5 separate regions of the Mus musculus genome follow, and regions 1, 2, 3 and 5 are each linked to region 4. A link is a loop called in an ENCODE intact Hi-C map of the cell type or tissue named here. Cell type or tissue: left cerebral cortex. All regions are shown on one strand. Region 1 has its middle 12 kb from the start of Man2b2. Region 2 overlaps Jakmip1 (janus kinase and microtubule interacting protein 1). Region 3 has its middle 13 kb from the start of Wfs1. Region 4 overlaps Ppp2r2c (protein phosphatase 2, regulatory subunit B, gamma). Region 5 holds the start of Ppp2r2c (protein phosphatase 2, regulatory subunit B, gamma).

Evidence for each region. Peaks named below come from ENCODE experiments on the same cell type or tissue, not always from the same donor. Only the 100,000 strongest peaks of a DNase experiment are listed, where the experiment ranks them.
Region 1: it touches region 4 in a loop (3-fold over the local background); 9 of 42 quality-filtered maps call a loop at or near these places.
Region 2: it touches region 4 in a loop (4-fold over the local background); 29 of 42 quality-filtered maps call a loop at or near these places.
Region 3: it touches region 4 in a loop (5-fold over the local background); 26 of 42 quality-filtered maps call a loop at or near these places.
Region 5: a loop joins it to region 4, with 6 times the contacts of the local background. A loop is called at or near these places in 2 of 42 quality-filtered maps.

Annotation. Positions count from the first base shown.
Region 1 is chr5:36,840,226-36,845,225 of GRCm38, reverse strand. No RefSeq gene overlaps it. Among named protein-coding and RNA genes, the nearest start is that of Man2b2, 12 kb to the right of the region's middle. In left cerebral cortex, no CTCF peak of the experiment used is centred here; DNase peaks (open chromatin) are centred at 514, 2,076 and 3,338; H3K27ac peaks cover 3,061 bases.
Region 2 is chr5:37,107,355-37,112,354 of GRCm38, reverse strand. The region is part of intron 7 of Jakmip1 (janus kinase and microtubule interacting protein 1); the gene reads right to left. Among named protein-coding and RNA genes, the nearest start is that of Jakmip1, 25 kb to the right of the region's middle. In left cerebral cortex, a CTCF peak has its summit at 2,680 (motif pointing right); DNase peaks (open chromatin) are centred at 2,675, 3,351 and 4,641; H3K27ac peaks cover 737 bases.
Region 3 is chr5:36,999,416-37,004,415 of GRCm38, reverse strand. No RefSeq gene overlaps it. Among named protein-coding and RNA genes, the nearest start is that of Wfs1, 13 kb to the right of the region's middle. In left cerebral cortex, a CTCF peak has its summit at 2,249 (motif pointing right); a DNase peak (open chromatin) is centred at 2,241.
Region 4 is chr5:36,944,012-36,949,011 of GRCm38, reverse strand. It overlaps Ppp2r2c (protein phosphatase 2, regulatory subunit B, gamma), which reads right to left. Exons shown (of 9, transcript NM_172994.3): 7 at 1,775-1,944. It overlaps Gm52813 (a long non-coding RNA gene), which reads right to left. Exons shown (of 2, transcript XR_003955899.1): 2 at 4,136-5,000. Among named protein-coding and RNA genes, the nearest start is that of Gm52813, 6.2 kb to the right of the region's middle. In left cerebral cortex, CTCF peaks have their summits at 2,343 (motif pointing left) and 4,532; DNase peaks (open chromatin) are centred at 2,352, 2,576, 3,407 and 4,306; H3K27ac peaks cover 2,662 bases.
Region 5 is chr5:36,865,390-36,870,389 of GRCm38, reverse strand. Ppp2r2c (protein phosphatase 2, regulatory subunit B, gamma) reads right to left here and starts at 1,880. Exons shown (of 9, transcript NM_172994.3): 1 at 1,500-1,880. The coding sequence starts at 1,569. Gm52812 (a long non-coding RNA gene) reads left to right here and starts at 2,537. Exons shown (of 2, transcript XR_003955898.1): 1 at 2,537-2,786; 2 at 3,960-5,000. In left cerebral cortex, no CTCF peak of the experiment used is centred here; DNase peaks (open chromatin) are centred at 957, 1,525, 1,922, 2,642 and 2 more places; H3K4me3 peaks cover 3,088 bases; H3K27ac peaks cover 2,823 bases.

The DNA of each region.
Region 1 (5,000 bases), 100 kb after region 4:
CTTTTTGAATCCTGCTCTGACTTCCTTTAATGGTGGACTATGATATGGAGCTGTGAGCACACGAAGCCCTTTCTCCCCTCAAGTTGGGCATGGTTGTGGTGTCTCATCACAGCTGTAGAAACTCCAGCTAAGACGAGGTGTGTTTCAGCCTCTGAAAAGGTGTGCTGGAAGCAAGCCTCTGCGCCCGCCCACCAATGACAAATAGCCTAAGGGCCTGCACAGCACACATTCTCAGGACACCCCAGGGTGAAAGTTTCAGAATCCCAGACACAGGATAAATTGCTCTAATTTAGGAAATCATCTCTAATTCTGCGGGGCCCTGGGGGAGCTGGGTTTAATGGTGACAAAAGCTGATGCTGGCAAAATGGCCACATTAACCACAGTCAACCACAGGCACGCACGCACATCCCTGCGTGTTGGGGGCAGACGTCAATAGAGAAGACGGCAGTGCTCTTCCCTGCTGCTCCCAGATGAGCAGGACTTGTCTATGCAACTCTGGAGGAGGAATAGTCGTTGCGAAGGAGGCTTTTTAAAGCTGGGATAGTGAGCTATAAATTATTCAGCGGTCCAGATGCTATTTTCTGACAAACGCTCAGACTCTGCGCCTCTTTTTGCACAGGGCCCAGAATGCTGGGCTTGGGCCTCTGTGCCTTGTCTGCCCAGGGGCTGCCATAAAATGTAATTGGCTGGTCCTGGGAACAGAGAAAGTAATTACCATGGGGCCTGGGAGCTTCTCTGAAAGTGACACAGTGGATGGGCAAGAGGTACACAAGCACATGAGCCCCATCTGTATCAGGAACACCAGCGTGGCCAAGTCTCATCTCTTCCTCTACCAAGGCTTACAAAGACCCCACCCCTGCCAAGAGTGATCCAGCCCTGTCCTCGGGTTTGGCTTAGGAATCAAGAGCTCCTACCCCTGAGCACTTAGGGCACATGTGTGCTCCTGCCATTAACCCTGTGACACTCGGTCATGTGTCCCTTCCCAGATATTGCTGGCACTGGCCTACATACTACAGATCCACAGTGGAGACGAAATGCTGTGATCATCCCCGGGAGGAAAGCTGGCCTACTCTAGAGTGGGAGAGTCAAGGCCCTGGTGGTATGGGACACTGAAGAGTCATGCGCTGGTCAGTGCTTTGGCCTCTTGATGCACCTGAGCCTTGGGAGATGTTGGGCTCTAGAGTGGAAGACACGCGGGATCCAGACCTCATCAAGCCATGACTGGTGGCTGTAAAGATGAGTGTTTGAGGCTCCAGAACTCAGCACAGGGACTGGCACAAAGTGGACCAGCAATCTCCTGATGAACAGAGAAATTCAGAATCAAGAATGCTAAGAGGGTGGGCCTAGGAAACGGGCACAGTGAATTTATTCAAGGGCTGCTACTGAAGACACAGATGCTCAAGGGTAAACCAAGCAGTGTCCTCCCTGGGGAGTCGAGGCACCTCATGGCTGGGGACTGTCTCATTGTTTTATATTGTACAGCTATGGCTGAGAAGAGACTCCATGACCAAGGCACCTTATAAATGAAAGTATTTCGTGGCTTGCCTACAGTGTCAGAGGGTGAGTCCATGACCGTCACGGCAGTAGGCAGGCACAGCACTGGAGCAGCAACTGAGAGCGAGCTTACACCTGATCCAAGCAGGAGGCACAGACAGACAGACAGACAGAGACTCAGTCTGGTGTGGGCTTTTGAAACCTCACCCAAAATGACATACTTCCTCCAACAAGGCCACGCCTCCTAATCCTTCCAAAACATTTCTGCCAACTGAAATATATATGCTCCTTTGAAGGCCATTCTCATTCAAACCACCATACTAGCTATGAAGAATAACGGGTGGCTAGGAGTCTGTGGTTTTACCTGTGAAGAGCCATTGTTAAGACTTAGAAAAGGTTATGTGGGCTCTAAACTGAGGCACAGAAGAACCTGTCCTACTTTCGTCTCTGTCCCTATGATAAAAACACCATGCCCATCACCACCACCCTCCAAAAATAAAGTTAGGGAAGGAAGGGTTTATTTAGCTCACAGTTTCAAGTTGCAGTTCCTTGTTGGGCAGGAACTTGTCAAGGCAGGAACGTCAGCTAGGCACCTCACACCCACAGTCCAGAGCAGAGAGAAATGAATACTCTCTTGCTTGTTTTTGAACAGCTAGTTTCCTCCTCTCTTACATAGTCTAGATCACCAAGTTAAGGGAATGGTGCCACCCCCAGTGGGCTGGGTCTTCCCATAACTGTTAACAATCAAGACAATCCATCACAGACATGCCCACCAGCCAACCAGATCTAGACAATTCATTGAGAGTCTCTTTCCTGGTGATTCTAGGCTATGGCAACTTGAACAATTAAAAACCAGCTATCACAGGCCTGAAGCCTGGAAGGGGGGAAGGGGAGGGAGTGAACAGAGGGCCATCTCTTGAGAGATGAGTCTGTATCTGCAAGTAGGCTGGCTACTGGCCTCAACAGAGAAGCTGAGTAGAGCAGCTAGATCCAGGCGGCTAGACCCAGATAGGCACTTTCTTTGTTGTGTTTTATAAAAGAGAAGGAATATGTTTGATGGATGTGCAGTCAGGTGTGGGGTGAGGGGGTGCCTCTGTGGGCCCACGCTGAGGTATACCTTCCCCCTGAGGGACCAGCCACAGTATGATATAGTATAGAATAGAGTTTATTCAGGGCATGGGGAGGGGAGTTGAGAGGGTAGTAAAGACAGAGAAAGGCAGAGAGAAAGAGAGAGTAGAAGAGTAGAGGCTGGCCATGAGCACGTGAAGAGGGGGGGAATAGGGAGAGAGGGAAAGGGACTAGAGGATGGAGTGAGAGCAAGAGAGAGAGAGCAGGGGACAAGCAGCTCCTTTTATACTGAGTCAGGCATACCTGGCTGTTGCCTGTGGGGCAGAGCTTAGACAGAACGCTAACACCCTTCCTGAAGGCTGAAAAGGATATGTCTTTCATGCATGAACATAAAGAGAGGTCAGACCTGAGGGTGGACCAGACAGAACCCACTTCTCAGGGAATCCTGCCATACCAGGGTTCCCAGCTGCATTCTGTCTGTGATGCAGCTTCAGACAAGAGGAATACAGAGTACCCCTTGGGAGCCCTGGAGTGGATGTTAGGGCAGGTAGGAAGGCCAGGAGGGCATTCCAACCCCTTTCTTCCTACTTTGACTTGGGGTCATGTCCCATATAGGAAGCCCCCTCCCTGAAGGTACCACCCACTAGCCTCTGGAATGAATTGCCTTGGTTAAAAAAAAAACAACTAAGGAAAATATTTCACAAATCCCTGGTGACAGTAAATTAAATCAACACTGGTTCTGAGACATGCTAAAAATATTCAAATACAGATGGGGTGTGGAAAACAGGCCTCTCAGACCAGGCAGCTTAGAAATATAAAAGCAGCCACATGAACAAGCCCTGGGTTTACTTTATGTAAGGAAAACCCTCCTTTTCCTGCTTTTCACATTTCTTTTCTGTCTTTTCAGGAAATGCAAAGCCTGTTATAACGGAATTATTCTTGTCCTATCTATCTAAGTAGCAGGTGGAAAATATCCTGCAATTAATCTTCTCGATTCTCTGAACCTATGATGGTAAGAGGTTTAATTTCATCTGCTGAATGAACCAAGTGGAAGGTTTGGTATTTTATCTAATTAAAGCAGTATTTATTGCAGGCTGGAGAGAGAACTCAGCAGTTAAGAGCACTTGCTGTTTTTTTGCCAAAGACTGGAGTTCAGTTCCCAGCACCCACAGCAGGCAACTCACAACCACTTGCATGGAATACCAGTTCCAAGCACAGTGGCGCTTTCTTCTGGCCTATTCAGGAACTAACTGCATGTTGGGGTCCAGGAACCACCTCATAAACCTAAACCCTCACCAATCTCAGTCAGACAAGGCCAGTTTGTTGGGCATACGCCCCAAGACTGACCTACCAGAGCCACAGTCCAGATTCAAGAACTGAACCGTGACCCCGAGTTAAGATCATACAGAGCTTTTCAAGCCTAAGATCTATAAACATCTGTGCCAAGTTTTTCCACCAATCAGGATTTAGGAGTAGGGGGATTTCCTTAGGAACGTGTCTTTGTTGTACACTTATCCTGCTCCCAATGGTTGGGGTATTCAACTGTGGCAGGGGACACGCCTTGTCTAATATCCATGTTTTAACTTGACAACCAGGATGTCAGTTACTCACATACATGCCTCTTTCTGCCAAGTAGGATGTCAGTTCCCAAGGAGGTCTTGGGAACTTAAACTTTACTCAACCATTACTCAAAATGGAAGTCTTATTTTAAATAGTTTCTTATATCTCGTATGTTTATAAGCTCCCAGGGGCAACTTATAAAAGCAAATATGCTAAAAGCTTATACACAGATGCAGGAAGTGCTGCTGGGTGGTTGGTTCAGGTTCAAGCTTACTGTGGGATTGCTATCTTGATCAGTTTCCAAGGGCACAAAGCATAACAGAATATGTAATCAACTTGGCATTAGGAAGTTTCCTAGTAACTGCAGAAACATGTGAGAAAGTGTCCTTATAATGGCAGGCTAGCCAGGTAACATTTTACCTAGGCCTTAATATTCTATCAAGGCCTTAACACTGCATACCTGTGGTATATACTCATATGACACACAGACACATAAATAAGAGATTAAAATCAATCTTTACTAAAGAAAAACAGACACATTTACCAGCCATCATGGTGGGCCAGGCCTACAATCTCAACTGTTTCAAGAGGCAGGAGGATCGAAAGTTCAAGGCTTGACTAGACAACTTAGTGAGACCTTGTCTCAAAAAGTAGCATAAAGGCTGGAAATACCTGACCACGTCTACAAAGATCTTAAGCCTAAAGTATGACTCACTTGTGGGTGTTAGGAGTGAGGCGGTGCAGCACCATTTGGGGGTGACACTGTTTAACCACAGCAGGGTGACATGCAGGTTGCATTGCTCAGGGACACCTCTAGAAGGAAGTGACAAAGTGTTATGGGTAGCATTCAGTCAGGCTGGAGGGGGCCTGCACTGTTG
Region 2 (5,000 bases), 160 kb before region 4:
TAGCCACGTCTGTGAAGAACTCTCGTGGTGACTAATGTGGGAGGGGCCCAGCCTACTCTGGGCACTGCCACCCTTGAGCAGGTCCTGTGTTGTAGAAGGCTAGCTGAGCATAAGCCAGAGAGAAGGCCAGTAGCTAAAAGCCCCCTCTGGTCTCTGCTTCAGTTTCTGCTCAGATTCCTGCCTCCAGTTTCTGTGCTGACCACCCTCGATGACGGACTGTAACCCGTAAACTGAATCAAGGTCCTTCCTCCCATAGTCATGGCGTTTACTACAGCAATAGAAAGCAAACTAGAACATGCAGCAAGGCTAAGGTTCTAAGACAAAGAGGGGAGGAAGGAGGCACAATCATTTCTTGATTACCAACTATGGTCAGCCACAGAACCAGGTCTCCAGTATGATCTCCTGGTCTGAATGTGATTTCGTTTTGAGAACCAGGAAGCAGGTTCTAGGAGCTTATGCCCTTGTCTCAGGCCTCAGAGTTTGTGCTGGGGCTGACTGCTCAACATTCCAGGCCTCAGTCTCTCAGCTACACCCAAGATCCCCATCACCCATGTGCTCAGAGCTCTGCTAGAGTTCAATTCACATGGCTATGGAATAGCAGCTACTGACAGCCTGCAGTCCGGTTCATTGTCCCATATTGAGGCCTCCTTGCTGCCAGACCCCTGCAGAGAAAGGTCCCTAGACTCCAGGACAGGGCCCAAGAAATCAACTAGGGTTTCCCCTGTACCTCTCACTAGGAACTGATGTTAGCCTGGCCTAAACTAGCAGGAGGCACAGAGAGTCAGCATAGTCTTGCCCCAGAGGGAATCCCATGGTGGGAGAAGGCGCTCCTGGGAAGCCCAGAGTGACACTAAGTCCTTAGGACTGTGGAGACCACTTAAATATGAGGACCACCACTGGGGACACTGCCCTGTCTCCATTACCTGTGCATCAGGGTGTATGATGGTCAATCTTACTGTCCACCTGAATGGACTGATATAAACACCCAGGAAAAAAAGAGTCATGTGTACCTCCAGAGACTATCAGACTACAGCCATCAGATGGCTTCAGGTTTTGAGTAGTGGTGGAGAGGTGGTAGAAACTTGGAGGTGGGGCCTGGCTGGAGGAAGCGGGTCACTGAGGGAGTGTCTCTGGGACTGTATCTGCCCTGATCCCTTCCTGTATGCCTTTCCTCTGCTTCCTGTGCAGCACATGAGCAGCTCGTGCCACGTGCTCCTGCTCCCATGATGTGTTGGCTCAGGAGGGACCCAGAATCAACGAACTCAGCATGATTGACAGTGCCGTCAGAGGCTGTAAGCCTACCCAAGCCCTTCCTCCCTAAAGTTGTTTCTGGCAGACACCTGGTCTCCATGGTAACGAGAGTTAACTAATACAAGAGTCCTCAGAGTCTAGAGGCTTCCCTAGGGTCTAGGTGTCAGGAGTCAAGAGCAGGGATGGATCTGGGAGGCTTCTGAAAAGTTTTGTAAGTGTCAATGAATTCATTCAAATGGTCTGTGAAGCTGGAGACCTGACATGGTCCTAGGATATACACCATACAGAGTAAAAGGGGGGAGGGGCACTTATAGGGAAAGACAAAGAAACCATCAGTACTTCAGCCGTGGGAGGAGACCAGGATGCACCAGGCCTGAAGGGCACCAATGGGGCACGGAAGAGTACAATCATGCTCAAGCCCAAAGCTGCAAAGCCGCCTGTCCACCCGGTCTGCACAGGGCTGGGCTAAAAAGCAGGATCCTGGGATGAAAGCCAGCCTACACGAATCTGGAGAAAAAGAGATGCTGGTGGCCCAGGAAACAGTAAGAGGGAAGCCACTTCCCATGGGCTGGGGATGCAGATCAACTGCTGAAGGGCTAACCTAGCAGGCACAAAGGCCTTGGATCAGCCTCCAACACTACATAAAACAGGGCTTGGTGGAGCACGCCAGGAACCCCACCACTCAGGAAGTGGGGCCGGAGGAGCCTCAACTACACATGGAGGTCAAGGCCAACTTGGGCTATAAGCAATCCTACCTTTAAGAAAACAGAATCCGTACAGCTTTCCCACACCCGACCTTCTAGGGTTGGCACTAACGTACGCACACACCCCTGCGTCTCTGAGGTAGGCAATGTCCTGCAAACGTACTTCTCGGGAGAGGCTGTGCACCTAGTCAGTCAGCCCCCTGCTCGGTGCCAGGCACTCTTTGGAGACAGATGCACCCCCCCCCACGCACCCCCCTCCCCCACTGCTGGCGTGCTGTGCTGTTAATGTCTCTCCCAATCAGCAGATTCAGAGATCAGGACCAGTGGAAGACAGGCCGAGTGCCCCTATCTGGGACGATTGGAAGCACAAGTACTTACAACTGCTGAGTTTTTCTGAGTGGCAGGATTCTTTTTAAATAGACTTTATCAGTTAAGTATCACTAATCCAGAATCCAAAACCTGAATTTTTTTTTATTTGATACTGAGAACATTTTAAGTTTCAAAACTAGGGTTTGGGACTAAGGCTTCACAGGCCACGTAGGCTTGAAGTAATCTTACCTCACAACAGGTTTCTTGGTAACCTTTAATTATGGATTGTTTCATGCCACACATGTGCAGTGTGAACCAACCATCTACCTACCCTCAGTAGTTTAACTCCTGTCTCACAAGCACTGTTTGCAGATGTCACAACCTTCTTCTGGCAGCAGGGGGCGCTTTCTCCCCATCAGGCCCATGTTGCAACCACGGAGATGGTACCAGCCAGAACCAGCCAGACTTTCTGCTCAAAGTGACTTTACTTCAGTGACATTTACCACCAGAGCAAAATGCCACTCCCCCCTCCCCAGAAGGGGAAAGGGCAGGCAAATAATTGTACAGTCACTAAACACAGTTACTGGAATCAGCTGAAGGCTATCGTGTGGGGGTACTGCAGCGATCCTCCTAACCACAGGAGGGAGTGAGCAAGCCTGCAGCGCTGAACAAGTGTATGGCCCACACATTCAGCAGATTACGTGGCAGTAAACATTCTAAGTGCCAGGTGAATGTAGGACAGACTCTGGCCCACCCTGGGGACAAGCCATGGGGACATCACTTGCTATTCCCCAGCTTTTTTAAGGTGGGTGTCAATAGGTCTGTGAATGCAAACAGCTATGCTGGACCTCCTACTTGTCCGGGTTTTTTTCCTGTTTGGTTGGTTAGTTTTGAGGTTGTTTGTTGTTTTGTTTTGTTTTGTTTTGGAGAAGGTCTTACTAGGAAGCCCTGACTGAGGTGGCTTGAAACTTGTTATACGTGGAGACCAACTTGGTCTCAAACTACCTCCCTCTGCCACCAGAGTGCTGGGATTAAAGGCGTGCAGCATCATACACAGCCTTCTGAGCATCTAAGATCAGCACACAAAGACCTGCCCCTGACTCAGCTCAGCCTGCTGGAGACAGTGAGTCCGAGGCTCGACCCCATCTGCCCACTGGCTCATCCTCATCTCTACATCTCTGTCTCCCGTAACTGGAAGAGCCAGGGTGGCTCTGAGGATGAATTGAGATAGTGGGGTGACCACTAATTAATCCAAGCAACCATGAGCTCAGACTCACAGACTGAACTCAGACTGGCTACCCGGGGAGGGGGCGGGGCGGGGCAGAGATGGCTCAGAGACACATTTTACACGCTCTGCATTCTGACATTTACATCCACATTAAAAATCCTTGGGTTTTATATAAAGGTATTATGACTAAATTGTGTCCCCTCAAAAGATATGCTGAAGTCCTTCCTGACTGTGCTGCTGCAGAATGTATGTATGTATGTATGTATGTATGTATGTATTTATTTATTTGGTCAATGCAAAGATAACTATGCAAGAGGTCCTGAAGAAGCGCCTCATACTGAGGCACTATAGGCTCTGAACCCAGTACATCCGGTGTCCCTAAAGATGACAGTGTGACCCAGCAGTGGACTGGAGTAGTGCAAGGAACGGCCACTATCACTGGAACACCCCAGAGCTGGAGGAAATGGAAAAGGGGGCCCTCCGGACGAGACGCCTGAGGGAAGAGACCTGGCCTCACCAGCACCTTGAGGCCAGGCTTCTGGTCTCACAAATTATAAGACACTAACTTCCTGTCATTCCAAGGGACCCATTTTTGTTCAGCCAGTCCTAGGGAAATAACATGTAAGGATCTGCCCCTCTCTCATCTCTTGGCTTATTGACGCAGAGCCTCATATAGCCCAGGCCAGCCTCAAACTCACCAATTAGCCAGAGGGCTAGTTTTGAACTCTCATCTTCCCATTTCCTCTTGTCCAGTGCTGGGGACACAGGCGTTCTCCACCACTCTGAGGTGAAGGCTTATGCTTCCCTTTAAACAGTGGAATGCTTGACGCCATCAGCCTACCTTGTGCCAACTGGGCCAGATTAGGTGTTCTGGGCCAGATAAGGGTTGTCCCCACCACCCCCTGCTGCCACTCTGACTCCACCAGGGAGTACGTCTTTGGCCATCTGCTGTCATACCTTCGCAGTTTTTCTTACCCAGAAGCACTTCTCTAACCATCTCTGTCAGAAGACGAAGCTGCCAGGTGCCAGTTCAGGAAGGAGCAGAGATCCATCTCAGACAGGTGGCCAGGGGGGCTGACATTCAAACCACAGCTTCTTCTAAGCCTCCCCGGGGACCTCTAAGTCTCCCCACCCAGCTCTGCTCTCTCCTGATGGCACACCCAGACAGCCTCTGGGAGACAGCAGTCACATGTTACAAAAAGGACTCCATTCCACACCTCTCAACAAAGCGCCTGAGATCCCGTAACACACAGTTAGGAGGCATAAAATGAGGCTGAGTGTCCTTCAAATCCCTCAGAAGGCCTGAGTATCTATGTTTTTTTTTTTTTTTTTAAATTTTGGATGCACATAACCCAAGGTCCAAACACAGAATTTCATTAGTAAGTGTTCCATGAATAAATTACCATATCTGGGTCACATTACTGTGCCACAATGTATGTAGCCTTGAGACAGCCAACACACAGCTGTGTCACACAGTCTCTGGGCCTGTGGCTGGCCCTGTGACCCTC
Region 3 (5,000 bases), 55 kb before region 4:
TTTCGAGACGAGGTTTCTCTGTGTAGCCCTGGCTGTCCTGTAACTCACTTTGTAGACCAGGCTGACCTCGAACTGCCTGCCTCTGCCTCCCGAGTGCTGGGATTAAAGGCGAGTACCACCATTGCCCAGCTAGTTGATCTTCTCTTAAGCAGCCTCACAGATATGCCCAGAATTGTGTCTCTCCATTAGGTCCTGATCTCACCAGGTTGACAAGATCAACAGCCTTGTAAGTCAATTTGCTCAAAGGTCATCTGGAAAACCCTGACACTCCAATGTCACATGGATAAAGCATTGGGGCTGGGCAAGGGCTCAGAGGCTGTATGCTTGCCACAGAGGAGCAAGAATCTGAGTTGGGACCCTCAGAGCCCACAACATTGTTGGCAGGTGTAGCAGCTTGTCTGGATTTCTAGTCTTGGAGAGAGGACACGGGGAGCCCCAGAGAAAGCTGGCTAGAAAGATTACGAGAGTTTTAAGTTTGATTGAAAGTCCCTGCCTCACGAATAAGGCTTGGAAAAGCAACAGAGAATTATTCCCAGCATCGAGCTCAATCCTCAACATGTGTGCACACACAGGTGCACCCAAACACAGATGGAACCAGACAGGGGAAAGGCCATTTGGTATGTCATACATTAGTATGATTTCTCAGAGAGCTGTGCTTTCAGTTTGTGCTGACTAGATTTTTTTCATCAATGTGACTCCAGCTCGGGTCATCTGGGAGGAGGGAAACTCAATTGAGAAAACACCTCCATAACTGCATATAGGTAAGTCTCTAAGGGCATTTTCATGATTAGTGATTGATGAAGAGAGCCCAGTCAACCGTGTGTGATGTCACCCCTGGGCAAGTGGTCCCTGGGCTGTGTTCAAAAGCAAGTGGAGCAAGCCAAGGGGAACAAGCCAGTAAGCACCATTTCTTCATGGTCTCTGCTTCAGTTCCTGCCTCCAGGTTCCTGCTTGAGGTTCTGCCCTGACTTCCCTCAGTGATAGGTTGTGACCTGGAAGTGTTAAGATGAACTAAACCCTTTCCTTTCAGGGTTGCTTTTGGTCATGTTCTTTATCACAGCAACAGGAAAGAAAACTAGGACATAGTTACATGCTTATGCTGTGTGGTGGTTTAAATAAATGTCCCCCCATAGACCTGTAGAAAGTGACACTATTTTGATGAAGTAGGTATGACATTGTTGGAAGAAGTATGTCACTGGGGGTGGGCTTTGAGGTGTAAGGTGCTCAAGCCTGGCCCAGTGTCACTCTCTTCCTGCTGCTTGCCCATCCAGATGTAGAACTCTCAGTTCCTCTCCAGCACTATGTCTGCCTGCATGCTACCATGCTGCCCACCATGATGATACTGGACTAAACCTCTAAATTATAAGCCAGCCCCAGTTAGTGGTTTGTTTGTTGTTGTTTTTTTTTAATATGAGAGTTGCTGTGGTCATGGTATCTCGTCTAAGCAATAGAAACGCTAAGACAGGCTGTCAGCCATCCTCAATATTGTCCCCTCACAGTCTATAAGTAATCAAATTTAAAGGGAAGAGTGTCCTAACCAGGCAGTGGTGGCGCACGCCTTTAATCCCAGCACTTGGGAGGCAGAGGCAGGCAGATTTCTGAGTTCAAGGCCAACTTGGTCTACAAAGTAAGTGCCAGGACAGCCAGGACTACAGAGAGAAGCCCTGTCTCAAAAAAAAACCAAAACCAACCAACCAAACAAAACAAACAAACAAAAAACAACAAATAAAAAATAAAAAAGAGTATCCTATTCTGTGCCCTTGCAAGCAGCCTCTTGCCCTCTGAACAAGTGGCGTGTGCTGTTTTTTAGTGGGCCCCTCATACTCCTTAAGCTCTGTGCACTGTAACTCAGGGCTGTGGTAGCCTCAACCCAGACTTTTTTCCCTAAAGAGTCTGCTATGTGTTGGTGTGGATTGGGGAGCCCCAGCTTGGAGTTAGTCCTCCCCAGCATATGCCCTAGGGGAATCTCAGCTGTGGCCTTCCTCTGACAAGAGGCGGAAAAGTTGCTCTTGCCTGCGTCAGCAGCCTTCCTCCCAGCTCTGATGGGCTCTCTGCCCCAGCACCTACATAAGCTTGACTGGATGCTTGTTACAAACGCAGACTCTCAAGCTTGCCCAGGACTGCTGAGATGCACCTGTGTCCTACCAACACTCCCAGAGGACATGAAGCCCTAAGCAAGAGAAGAACTTAACCTGAGTCCATTGCTCAGAAAATTTAGCTTCACCTAGTGCTGTTTGCAATATGGCCACTGGGGGGCACCAGAGCTAGGTGTTAGATAAAAGGTTTCCCAGACTAGCTGGGAAAAAGAAATTTAAAACAGATACTTTTCCACCTAGACCCCAGCACAGGAGCCTCTATCCACTTCCAAAGGTTAAAATAAAATAAAATGGTGTTTCATTAGAAAAGTCCTTGTAATGAGCATGTGAGTATATCAATTAAAAGTAAGAGGCTGGTTCCCACTATGGAACCCTAGGGCACAGGCCAACATGCTAAGCACAGGGCCTCAGACCTTGAACCCCAGATATTTGTGCTATTTCTGCTGAAGCCAAGTCCTGTCTATGTCTGGGCTGAGTATCTCAGTGCATGATATATAGGCATTCGCACTGCAAGATTTCCAGGACCCCTCTAGTTTCAAAGCTGAGGCTCAGACTGGGATCATTTTTCTGGAGTCTTCCATGCTGGGCCCCAGAACTTTCCAAGGAAATGAAAGCAGGCTCCACACCCTTATGTCCACAAACAGGACATTCGTCTTGCCTGTGGTCTGCTCTAGGAGACCTGAAGCTTGCTGAAATGGGGGGTCTGTCCCACCTAGGAGAAAAGGTTTCCAAAAACCCAGAGGCAAACAGTTCTTTGGTTTTCTTGCTACGCAGACTCGGAGCCTCCGTAGGGAAGCATAGAATGAAGCAGGAAACCTTTCAAAGATGGAGGAACTGAGGCCCAGGGAAGGAAACAGCTATACCCTTAGTCTCCACGAGCCCATCACTGGTAGAGCAAGGAAAGGAACCCAATTGTCTAAAAGCTAGGAGCAGCACTGGGTGCTGGTGCTTCCCTCAGGCCCCTGGACTCCGGCTGTCGGCACTCACGAACTCTCCCAGGAGCAGCTGCCAGCGCAGTGCTCTGGGCCTTGCCAGCAGAGGAAAACCGGAAGTGCTCGGCTCCTGCTCTTGTGAAAGTCCGGCATCCTATGAGTGAGTCTGTGGCACCCAGCAGGGTTGTTAAGAGGACAGGCAGGGCCCTGTGTGGTGATCAAGGAAAACCTCAGGAGGTGACTCATGTGTCAGAAACATGAACTTTGGGGACAGCTGCATGGGCTTAGGGAACAGCATCCAGGCAGGAACAGCAGGTGCAAAGGCCACGTGACGGGCTCATTGTAAGAAATGACAATCTTCATTCATAAGGAGAGTTAGGAATGATGGAGATTTAGAGTGGTGAAAGCGAAGCCATTTATTTGATGGTTTTGCAAAACCAGGTGTATGAGAAATGAGTGTGGGGAAAGGCGCTGGCCACCAAGCCTGTTTGTGGGAGTCCATGAAAGCTCTCCTGGCAGCAGAGAAGCGAACCGCGAGAAGCAAGAGGAAACTGGTTCAGGACGACTTAGCTGATTCAAACTTCTGAAGTTATATTTTTGACATATTTAAGCACAGACATGTAGGGATAAACTCTTACACACTGTGTAAGAGCATCACCTGTCAATAAAACGCTGAACAGCCTTGAGCAAAGAAGGAGAGAATAGAAGGTGAGACATCCGGCAGAGAGAGTGGAATGCTGGGAAAGTCAGGCACATGAGATTTGCCACCGAGATGCGAAGGAAATCGGACGTATTGTAAGACCCCAACTCAATATGTTTCCCAGACCCCTAGACGCAAAGCCAGCATGAAGCTCTTTGTTCTCTTACCTGGCAGCCTGAGAAGCCGATGACCACTGGGTGACCCACTCAGGTGCCTGACTCATTGTGTAAGGGACCAGGAATGTTTGCCAAAGATAGCCTGTAACCCCTCCGCCAGAGATGAGCTATAAGTCATCACCCCCATTCTTATGGTACTTACTCAGCTTCCCCTTTCTTTGTGGTTTCTTCCCTTAAATACCCTTCTCCCAGCTACATGGGTCACCACGGTCCTCTATCCCTGTGGGATGCACAGGGTGCATGACTGTGGGCCCAAGAGCTCTTGAAATAAAAATCCACTTGCGGTTTGCATCAAGACCGTTTCTCGTGAGTGATTTGGGGTGTTGCCTCTCCTGAGTCAGAACGTGGGGGATTCCTCACGTTGTGGGTCTTTCAGTATGAAACTGAGGAGAGATAACCAGCCACGTGGCAGGCACAGAATACTATAAATGGGTTAATTAAGTTCCAAGCTAGTTGCAGAACAAGCCTAGTTTAAGATCTAGGCATTAATTGATAAATAAATAAGCCTTTGTGTCATTCATTATTCAGGAATGGGGGCGGACACAGAAAAGAACAAATGGCTACAATTCGACCACAGAAAAAGATTTCCTTGTCACAATCACAAGAAAGCTTAGGGAGTAACTACATTGAAACTCCTTTGCCAAGCATGTATCCTTTACAAAGTACCTGTGACCCCTTTCACAAGCGTGGGTTCTACGGTCTGAGAAACAGTCTGAGGAGGAAGGGTTTGGGATAAGCACAATAGAGAAGCTCTTCTGCAAAGTGCATGGGAGAATGGGCTATTCAGGTGAGACCTGGATCTACAGATAGTAAAAGATCACCAGGTCAGTAAACAACGTCCCTCCCAGTCTTCTGGACAGAAAACAGATGTGCACATCCCTTCCACTAAAGAAAAAAATGCTCGAATGTTTAACCATTCTGGTTTCTCTATTGTTATCTGTAAACATGGGAGCCTGTGTCCTTCTACACACACACACACACACTTTTAAAATTTAAAATCTAATAGTCTAGAGACTACATCAGAAAACCCTTAGACCTGATAAACATACTCAGTAAAGTGGATGCTAAGATCAACATTAAAAAAAAACTAACAATC
Region 4 (5,000 bases):
GAAACGCTTCAGCTGCAGAGGAAGAACAGGCTTGCTGGGCCTGCCCTGAGGATGCTCCATGGCTAGGGACCAGTATCTTCAGGAACCATGGGCTGAGGATGATGATAATGTCTTGGGATCATCCCACTCCTGTAAGCCTACTCAAAGGCTCCTCCTTTTAAAATTATTTACTTTTATTTTATGTGCACTGGTGTTTTGCCTCTATGTGTATCTGTGTAAAGGTGTCAAACCCGCTGGAGCTGGAGTTACAGACAGCAGTGAGCTGCAGGTGGGTGCTGGGAATTGAACCTGGGTCCTCTGGAAGAGCAGCCAGTGCTCTTAACCATGGTGCTTTCTCTCCCGCCCCTCAAGAGTCCTTTTGATGGCAGGAAACAGCTCTCGCCTGCCAAGTACTGCAAGATGGCTAAGCACAGTCTCACTACAAACAATTTCTGGGACACAAAGTCAACCCCCAAAGACACGGGCAGTTGTAGTCATTATTATTGTTATTTTGGAATCTTTAGGATACCTTAGGACAGCTTACAGAAATCTTACAGAAAGTCCCAACTCTTGATCCCCCTCCCCAAATAGTTATGCTGCCATTCCACTGAGGCCTCACAGGCTTTGAGAAGCCCAGAGGCTTCACACTCACCCCTCCCTAAAATAATGACCACAGTGTTGTGATGAGCCCAGGGCCCTGGGAAAGCAGAGACCCAGTCACCTCACAGCTTGGAGGTTGTTTCCTGCCTCAATTCAGAGGAACACAAGAGGGTCTGTCTCTGCTCAGAATATACAGGCTAGAACCTGGAGAAGTGGCGAGCCACAGGCCCTGCCCACTGCTAACAGAGGGGTCGTCAGGTCAGCAAGGAGATGTGCTGGGAGCACGGGACTTGTAGGAGCTCCATCCTGAAGCTTTGCCTCCTGGACACAACACCTCAGGTTTGGGCAGAGCAGGGCAGGGCAGCAAGCAGCGGTGAGCTTTGGGACTGCCACCACTGAGCTCAGACTCTTCTGTCACTCTCCAGCTTCCCAGTGTCCCTGTCTGCAGAACCGGTAGTCGGCGCCTTCTTTGCTGGAGCAGGACAGAATAGGTGATAGGCACGTGTGTGTTGACACACAGACACAGCCCTGTGGGTAGGGCTGGGGTGTCTTGTGGCATGGCGGAACCTGTTTCTGCCAATCCAAATTCTAGACCACCTTTAGGGTTCAGCACAGATGCAGCTGTCTCCCAAAAGCCCTGCCCTGCCCCCTCGCCAAACACCTACAAGCTGCGCTGCACATCTGATATTTTAATAGCAAACCAGCTTTGTCTTTGTGCTCCACCAAGAGGTCTGGCGGGAGGATGAATAAAGTTTCCCCAGAAGTGCTCAGGGGTCCACCCTGAACACTGGCTCCAAAAAAACCACCCCGAAGATCTAGAAACATCTTCCACGCTACCACTGAATACAATTCACACACAGAGGTTTATGACGGGGGTCATGCTTACCTACTTACCGGTAAGGCTGTGGATGCTGGGGGTTACATCTGCACCCCAACTTCAGGCCTGACTACAGACCTTTATTCCTTCCTCCCCTCCATCCCCAGAAGCTGGGGCTCTAGATGCAGATGACAGCCCCAGGCAGAGGCCCCTCAGCTACCCCAAAGGCTCTCTGCAGTTTCATCTACACTGCAACCACAGAAAGCCCCTGTGGCTAGGCAGCCCTGTGGGTTGTCAGTACAAGGAAGGAGGAGGGGGCATCCTGGGAGATCTCACACCATGCAGAGGGCCCTGAGGATGCCAGAATTCTATACACACCTGGTAGGTCTCTATGGGCCTCGCCTCCATGTTCAGGTCCCAGACCTTGACCGTGAGGTAATCCCTCGTGAGCATGTAGCGCCCACTGTGGCTGAACTTCACGTCGGACACCGAGGAGATGATCTCTGAAAAGAAGGAGCGGTTGCTGGGGTCCTCGGGCTCTTCAAAGACTGTGGAGAAAGAATCTGCAGCTGTCATTGGCTGTCCTGACCAGTCAGAACCAGAGCTGGCTGTATTCATCTGTACCGTTATTCATTCATTCATTCATTCATTCATTCATTCATTCATTCATTCATTCATTCATCAAACCTTTCCCTAAACACCTACCAAAACCCTGGGCTCTAAGGACCCTCTAAAGAGGAAAAGCCAGCTCATGGAAGGGCTCCCTTGTGGGAACTGTGTTAATTGATTATTTACTGAAGTGCTGTGAATGACTTCACTTAATCCCCTAATAAAACCTTCGGGGTGGTAGCCTAATTACCCCCATTGAATACACAAGAAAACTCAAGACTGAGAGTGAATCCACAAGCAGATCTCAGAGCTACGCTTGCTGCACACTCTCTGCTGCCCCCTACTGGCAGTTCAGAACACAAGCCTGAAAGCATCTTCTAGGCCAGACCCTGATGTGGTTCTGGTACTAACGGGTCCTGCGTCTTCGGGCCAGGAGCTGCTTTTGTGAATGTGCATTGGACACCTGTGGCTAATCACACCCCAGTGGCTAGAACTGCTTTGGGCTGGCATTAACTCCCTGAGCTCTGTGGGAAGTTGGGGGGAGGGGAAGTGGGGGGTGCTAGCAGTCAGTTACCACCTAAGCATCTCAGTAGAGCCAACCACAAGAAACCATTGAGTGACAGCCCCGCCCATTGCCTCATTGGAAGAAGAGGGTTGGCCACAGCTCCCAAGAGGCTCTGGACAGATCTTTCCTCTCTGGGCATATAAAGCCCCCAATAGTGGCCCAGGCCAGCAGAGATAAAAGGGCTAATAAACTGGATTCAATAATGCTCACTGAGTGTTCATTCCATGCTCAGCCTCACACAACCAATCCCCAAGAGACAAAGTGAAATGTGTCCTGAGTTGTGGCCCATGAAGAACTGACATGCTCTGGCCCCCATTTCTGAGTCTCAGAGCCCTCCATCTTCTCTGCCACACTATCCCTTATACTGAAGCCCACAAAGAGCTTATCTGGGGAAGCTCTGAGCCTCACTCCCAAGCTTACTGTCAGAGAGGCCTCTTCCCGCCACACTGGTATGAAGAACCTTGGGACAGGATGGGGATTTGTGCTGGCTGTCTAGGGGCTGTGGTAGCCAAGGTGTGGTAGCTTTAGCAGCTGGGAAGGACAGGGCAACAGCTGCTCCTAAAGCCTCCATCATAGTTAGCCCTGGCCACACCCTGAGTAGATCTCCAGCCCCCACAACTGCTCAAAGCACACATGTTGTTTTAAGTCCAAGAGAAGAGTGCTCTCTTGAGGCTCCAGGGCAACATGGTGAGGAGGCTGAGGAAGAGCAAAATGCCAAGAAAGGAGCGCTCATGGCTCCATCTTGGGAGACTCTGAGGAGTGAATGGTTTGCTAGCCTTGAACAGCTCAGCAGCTGTTAGCACGTCTTGCAGACTCTGCTATCAAAAGCAGAAATCACTGTCTATTTTGAGGAGTCGTGAATGGCTGTTTCTATGGTTACCCTGCCACAATGCCTAGCAGACAACAACCTGCATTTCTAGTGTTTGTGGGAGAGCTGAAGCCACGGCTGGGAATACAGGAGAGCCAGTACACCCGAGCCCTGTCTGGTTCAGACAGGTCTAAGGAACTACTGTACTCCTTTGACCCTCAGCCTCCTCCCCTGCTCAGTGCAGGCATGAGCGCACACAGGACTCCACTGTGCTTCTTATTCGGTGAGAAGGAAGTTGCAGTGTCATCTTATTAGGAAAGGATGCTGTGGGCGGGGCCCTGGGGGAGTCTCTGACAGCCACACCCTGGCTTTTTCAAACAGAGGAGTGGGAGGCAAAGGACTAGTGAAAGCTGCAGGCTTTTTACACAAGTGCAGCTGGAATAACGATCATGGCTGATGAGGAACATCACAGGCTCTGGCCCTGGGAACCTCATGACAGCCAAGAATGCATACTGTGGTTGAGCCACACATGGCCAATGACAGAGGCAGTGGCCTGTGTAGCAGCACATCAAAGCATAAGATGTCATAGCAGAGGGCATGGTTGGTGTCAGAGTGCTTAGCAAGCATGCTCCTGGCTAGGGTTCCATCTGGTCTGGGGTCGGGAGGCAAGCAGGTAGGGACTGGTTCTACACAGGCTATTTAGAGGCGGAGAAAAAAATTCCAGAAAAATCTAAATTATAGACTTAACTCCAATAGAAAACGTGTATGAAGCACTGTAATGGTTAATACTCTCAGCATGACACACTTGTAAGAAACTGGCTGCTTGGGTTAGCTTCTGGGAGATATCTTCATTAGGTTAGCTGAGACTGGAAGACACGCCCTAAAAGTGGGTGGCACCATTCTCTGAGCTTGAATCCTGAGCTGCAGAAAAAGGAGAAAGCAAGCTGACCAGCAGCCCTCAAGTCTCTGCTGTCTGAGTGCAGGTGTAAAACAGTCCCGTATCTCAAGTTCCTGGTGTCATGCTCCCTGCCATGATGGACGGCAACCTTGAACCATGAGCCAAAACTAACCTTCTCTCCCTTAAGTTGCTTTTATTACAGAAACATGACACATATACAATTCAGAAAAAATTGGTACCAGAGAGTGGGGGTGCTGCTGTGATAAGCCTGACCACTAGTCTTTCAGGCCTTTAGAACAGATTCAAAGGAGAAATACGGAGGAGTCTGGAGGTTTGAGGCAGAACAGCCTTGAATGCTGTAGGCAGAGCTTAAGCTATACTGGTGGGAGCTTGGAAGACAAGAATGCTGACAGAAATTTGGACAGTGGAGACCCTACTCATTGGAGACGACAAGGGCTCTATCTGGGGCGGGGTTGTGGACCATGCATGTAGATTCTTAGGAGAAAATAGCTTGTGCATTGTACGGATGCATCACCTGTCAATTTAAAAACCTATGGCCTGTAGGAAAGGGTAGAATAGAAGGTGGGACATCGGAAGGCAGAGAGGATTCTGGGATAGAGGCAGGGTGGGAGATTTGCTCAGGAAGGTGGTACCTGTGCACAGGTAGCCAGCCATGTAGCAGAATGTAGATTAGAATAAATGGATTATTTTAGTTATGATCTAC
Region 5 (5,000 bases), 79 kb after region 4:
TGATTGGTACACAAAAGCTCTGAGGCCCGCTGGATCGTTCCCAGTGTGCAGATGAGGAAACTGAGGCTTTCCCCAGGAAAGCCAGAGCAACACTAGCCCTGCACACGACTCCCTGCCAAGAAGCCCATCTGCGGACCAGCCACGCAGGCTGCTTTCTCGGTTAGGCAGGCTGTGAGCAGATAATCATCTTCACGAAGCGCGACCCTCCTCCGCATCACCTAGCGGGCGACAAAGGGCTGAGTTCTGCGCCAGGAGCCTCCCAAAGCCCCGTTAGGGCAGCGCCGCCACCCAGTCCGGGCCTGGCAGCCCTGCCCCCTCTCCCCGCACACCCCGCGGCAACGCGTGACTCAGCGGTTCTCCTCGGCGCGCGGAGCCCAGCTCTCAGCATCAGCATCCGCACGCCCGGGTCGCACACCTAGCCTCTGCCTCCGGGGTCCGCGCGCCCGCCGGGAGTCGCCGCGCCCGCCTCATTTCCGGCGGAGCTCGGCACTGGGGAGGCCATGCCCACGCAGGATCCTTGGAGCAGGCACCCACGCGCGCCAGCCCCCGGGACTCAGCGCCAGGGCCCCTCCCACCGGGTCAGCCACCTGCTTAAACCATGGACACCCTCCCAACTAGGCCCACAGCCCCGGGAAAGAGGCGCCTACGCTGCCCGGGAAGCTCACCAGCACCCGTGTGCAGGCGGGCTACTGTGGCTAGGTCTGGTACTCCCTCACTGCAGCCTATTCACTTCTGCGGCCCCTGGCTGAGCTCTGGAGCTGTCCCCACCGTTCCTGTGGCCAGTCAGGGCCTGGGGACTCCGGAAGTTACCGTCACATTAGCAAAGGACACTGATCCTCTGAATCCCACCAGCCTTTGGTGGGGGCTGACGCACAGGGCCAACTTAGGGGGTTTTAAACGCAGAACCTGTTTGAGGTAGGATGCCCCACTTTTCCGGAAAACCATGAAGGTCTGGCCCAGCTCCTGTCTGAGTAGCACTACCTAGGAATAAAACAGTAGCTCCTACGAGCCTCCTTCCCCCTCCCACGCAGGGGAACTGCCTCAGGAGGCCAGGGAGGTGCCAGGGCAGCTGAACCCTAGAGGATCTGGCAATGGAATTTTTCCCTCCTGGGTCCCTCTCCAGGGAGTGGGCAATCTAGAAATTTCTGCGAGCTTTGGCCCCGCTGAAAGGGCAAATGAAGGATTTTTAAGCCTTTCCAGGTCCTGGAGATTTCCACGCCAGATCTGCTGCAGCCTTGGGCTTTGTAAATGATAGTCAGGGCCCGATCCAATGCCACCCGGCGGGGGAAGGACAGATGCGGTCCCGAGGGCAGCACGGAGGAGGGCGCTGGGCAGCGGCCGAAGCCCCCGGGTTCCCTCCCTCCCGGCCCGGGGTCGGGGTGGGGGTGGGGGGGGACACGACACACAGCGCGCGGTCCAAACCTTCGGAGGGCATTCGGTGCGACGGCATCCCCACGCCGCGGCCGGCCGGAGGGGGTCTCAGACAACACGTACGTTACCTTCTGTCACATAGCTGTGGTCCCGCAGGAAGCTGTGGTTAATTTTCCGCGTGTCCGTGTCCTCGCCCATTGAAGGCCGCGCCCGGTGCCCTGGGCATGCCCCGCCGCCGCACACCGATGCAATCCACAGAGGTCGCGCCGGGCGCGCGGGCCATGCCGCCGCAGCCTAGCAGGGTCTCGGGCCGCCGGGGCCCGGGAGGGCGGGCATCGCGGTCGGGTGGTCGGGGATGGGCGGGCGGGCGCCGCGCTCAGGCGAGCGTAAGGCGGGCAGGCGGCGGCCGCAGCGTGGGGCGGGCCGGGGCTCGGGCGCGCATCCCGGCCGCTCCGTTCGCGCTGCGTCCGGGCGCCTGGCGGTGGCGGCGGCGAGGGGACGCGCGCGGCGCTGAGCCGGGCTGCGCCGTGGCGGGGCCGTGTCGCAGGCCCCTCCCTCCGCTGCACGCCTCTCCGCCCCCGGCCGTGCAGCCACCGCGCAGGTGGAGCTGATGAGCCGAGCCCCGCCACAGCGGTCACCTCCGGAACCAGGGACACCTATCTAGAGTTGAGGCCACCTTGGTGGCCAGGTGTTGCAATAAGGGACAAGGCGGTTGGAGGAGAGACTTAGGGGTGTCGGGAGCGCGAGGATATCGCGGCCCTTTATTAAGGAAAAGACGGGGTTTTTCTGACAATTGCGGGGGCAGAGGGAGGGCGCCCCACCCAGAACGCCTTTGGGGACAGAAGGTCAGCACCCCATAAGGCAGAGCTGGATAATTCGTCTGGGGGTGAGTTACCCTCTGTCCTGTCCACGTTTCTATTCAGGCACCTGTATGGGAGCACAGAGGCTGTTTGGCTGTGTTTGCTCCTTAGAGCCTCTCTGCCAAGGAAGGGCTTCCTCCCTGCCTCTCATCTTCCTCCCTTCTAGTTCTCCTTTCTTCCTCTCCCTTTTCCTCTTCCTTCCCTCCCTCACCTTTCAGTACTTCCTTGCTCCCCCTCCCTTTTCTTCCTTTTCAGTACATATCTCCTTGCTTCCTTCTTCTGTTCCTCCCCCTTTTCCTCCCTTCCTCCCATACTCATCCAGGTACTTCCAGCATCCCACATGAGCCAGGCAGAGGGAGGCGGGGCAGCTGCAGCGGGAGCGGGGTGTGCTCACCTCTTTAACCAAGCAGCCACCCCCTTCTACTGACTCCTACCTTGAGGAGTTTGGAGCATGGGCCTTGGGAGTGTTGATCCTCCACCTTCCTGGGTTCTCAGAACGTTCTGCAGCGACAGGAGTGCAGCTTCAGCCTCCTTTGGGAGAGGCTAGGCAATGAGGTAAGCAGGGAGAGTAGCCCAGAATTCAAGGCGTTAGGCACAGCTTGGGGAGAGGGGGTACCGAGGCTGCTCCCACTTCAGAGCTAGCCTTGGGGGCCCCAGGCACCTCCCCAGTACAGTCCAGAGGATGTTGGAAGGGAGAGGGTGGGTTAAAGGGACTCTGGTTTCCTGCTGGAGAATGAGGGCTTCCAGAGCTAGGGCTGATTCCACAGAAAGGCCTACTGAGGACTGCAAGGAGTAGCAAGTAACCCCAGAGTCCTGCAGGGAGTCTGGGGAGGGAGCAGAGGAAGGCTAAACCCCCTGAGATCTGGAGCTTGCCCCAGCCTGGACTTCTCTATCACGGAGCAGGCCACCATTACCTACTTCCCTACCTGGGTTTAGATTCAGGGACAAAACACCCAAACAAGCTCACTCCCCAAGGGAAGGTGAATGGCAACTACATGGTCTCCCCCTGCCCTGGCACGTTCTCCCTTCCTAACACCTGCTCTGCTTACCCACCTCACATCCTTACCCAGCATGCCCCTCTGCAGCCTCTCCTCCTCTTACTATCTGATGAGCAGCACCCTCCCTGTGTCCCATCCCTGGTCTTGAAGGGATACCCACATCCATGCTCTTGTCTGTCTGGCTACCTTTACTTGCCTGAATGCCCTGGACCACACAGAAGACAGCCTGCCGTGACCGAATGCCGCAGTCGTGGCTCTGAGCTGTGCTGAGGATCCCAGATCCCATGGATTGCAAGCTGTCATCAGCCCTTCTGCACCTGCAATATCCTATTTTCCTCAGGGCTCACCAGCACTGGCTCAGTGCTGGGAGAATTTTTGCCCTGGGGGGATTAGGCAACATTCCCATCCTACCCCACAAGGACCCAATGACAAAAAGCTGGAGTCCACCAACGTTCACCCGAGAACCATTGCATGTATTAGGCTTGCTCGTCGAGCAACGAGTGAGGGGTATGGATGACCTTAAAGCAACCACACTGGAAGGTCTGCACCCAGCAGAGATGGTGGAGACCCATTCCTTAGTCCTACCTTACCTATATACTCTAGCCTTTCCCTGAGAAGCCCCCTTCCCTTTAAGCCATACAAAACTGGAGTAGAATTGAATATAGCCAATTGGGAGTGGCAGTTGGATACACGGGGGAGGGTCCTAGAACTCTCCCACCCTTCATTCCAGGAGGAAAGTCATCAGTCAAGCAGCCCTGGAGGGATGATGCTTTGAGAGCGAGCAGGCCAAGCTGGCCTCCTGATGGTGGGCGAGCTTAGCTTGAAGGATGGTCCACTACAACACTCCCTGACTCTCAGTCTGACCGAACACCTGTAGCCCTCAGCACGGAACCCATTGCCTCTCTTTTACTCCTGTGCATGTCCATCGCTGCCCCTGGAAGAAGCATGAGCCCCGCATACTCTCTCCACAGACTTCTGCCTTCCTGCATTTCACCATGAATGCCACTGTGCCCCTACTGGGCAAACATGTCCCCATAGCAGGGCAGACCTTGCTTCAATGGGTCATGATGATGAAGAGACAGCTGACACTAAGCTAGAGATGTGCCTGCCAAGGTCCATCTGAGCCTCCATCTCCACATTTAAGAGTAACCTCCATTCCACATCCCCTTGAGCTCCAGCCTCCACATGGCCCATGCTAGGAGAATCCACACGGATGCCCTCTCTTCCTCCCTCCTCGGTCACTGCCACAACTCTCCAGTGGCTCCTCCTAAGAAACTGTCCAGTGTGTGTGTGTGTGTGTCACTGATCAATGAGTGTTTCCTGTGTTCCTTCTGACATCCAGAGGGCCAGGCTGTGTCCCTAATCCTGAGGCCTGGTTCCCAGAGGCAGGCCTCCAGGAGGGGTTAGGATCTGTGATGTGGATAGTAGCTTTACAAGAAAAGACAGAAGAGTTTGCTTAGCTCCTCTCACCTATGGCCTTTTAGGTCTCAGGGCACTAGGTGAGAGACATAGGCTACCTCCAAACCAAGAAGAAAGCGCTCTTCACAGAATTTCCATCTTGGACTTGATCTTGGACTATGCCCTCCAGCTGTGAGAAATATACATTTCTGTTGCTTGAGGGACCCAATCTATGGCATTTTGTCATAGTGATCCAAGGTGACCAATGTGCACAAAGGTTATATGTCCCCAGTGGGCAATCATAAATCAATTAGACTTGATATGTCCTCTCTTCTGTAACTGGCCCCTCTGACAGGAGGGGAGATAGAGCTAG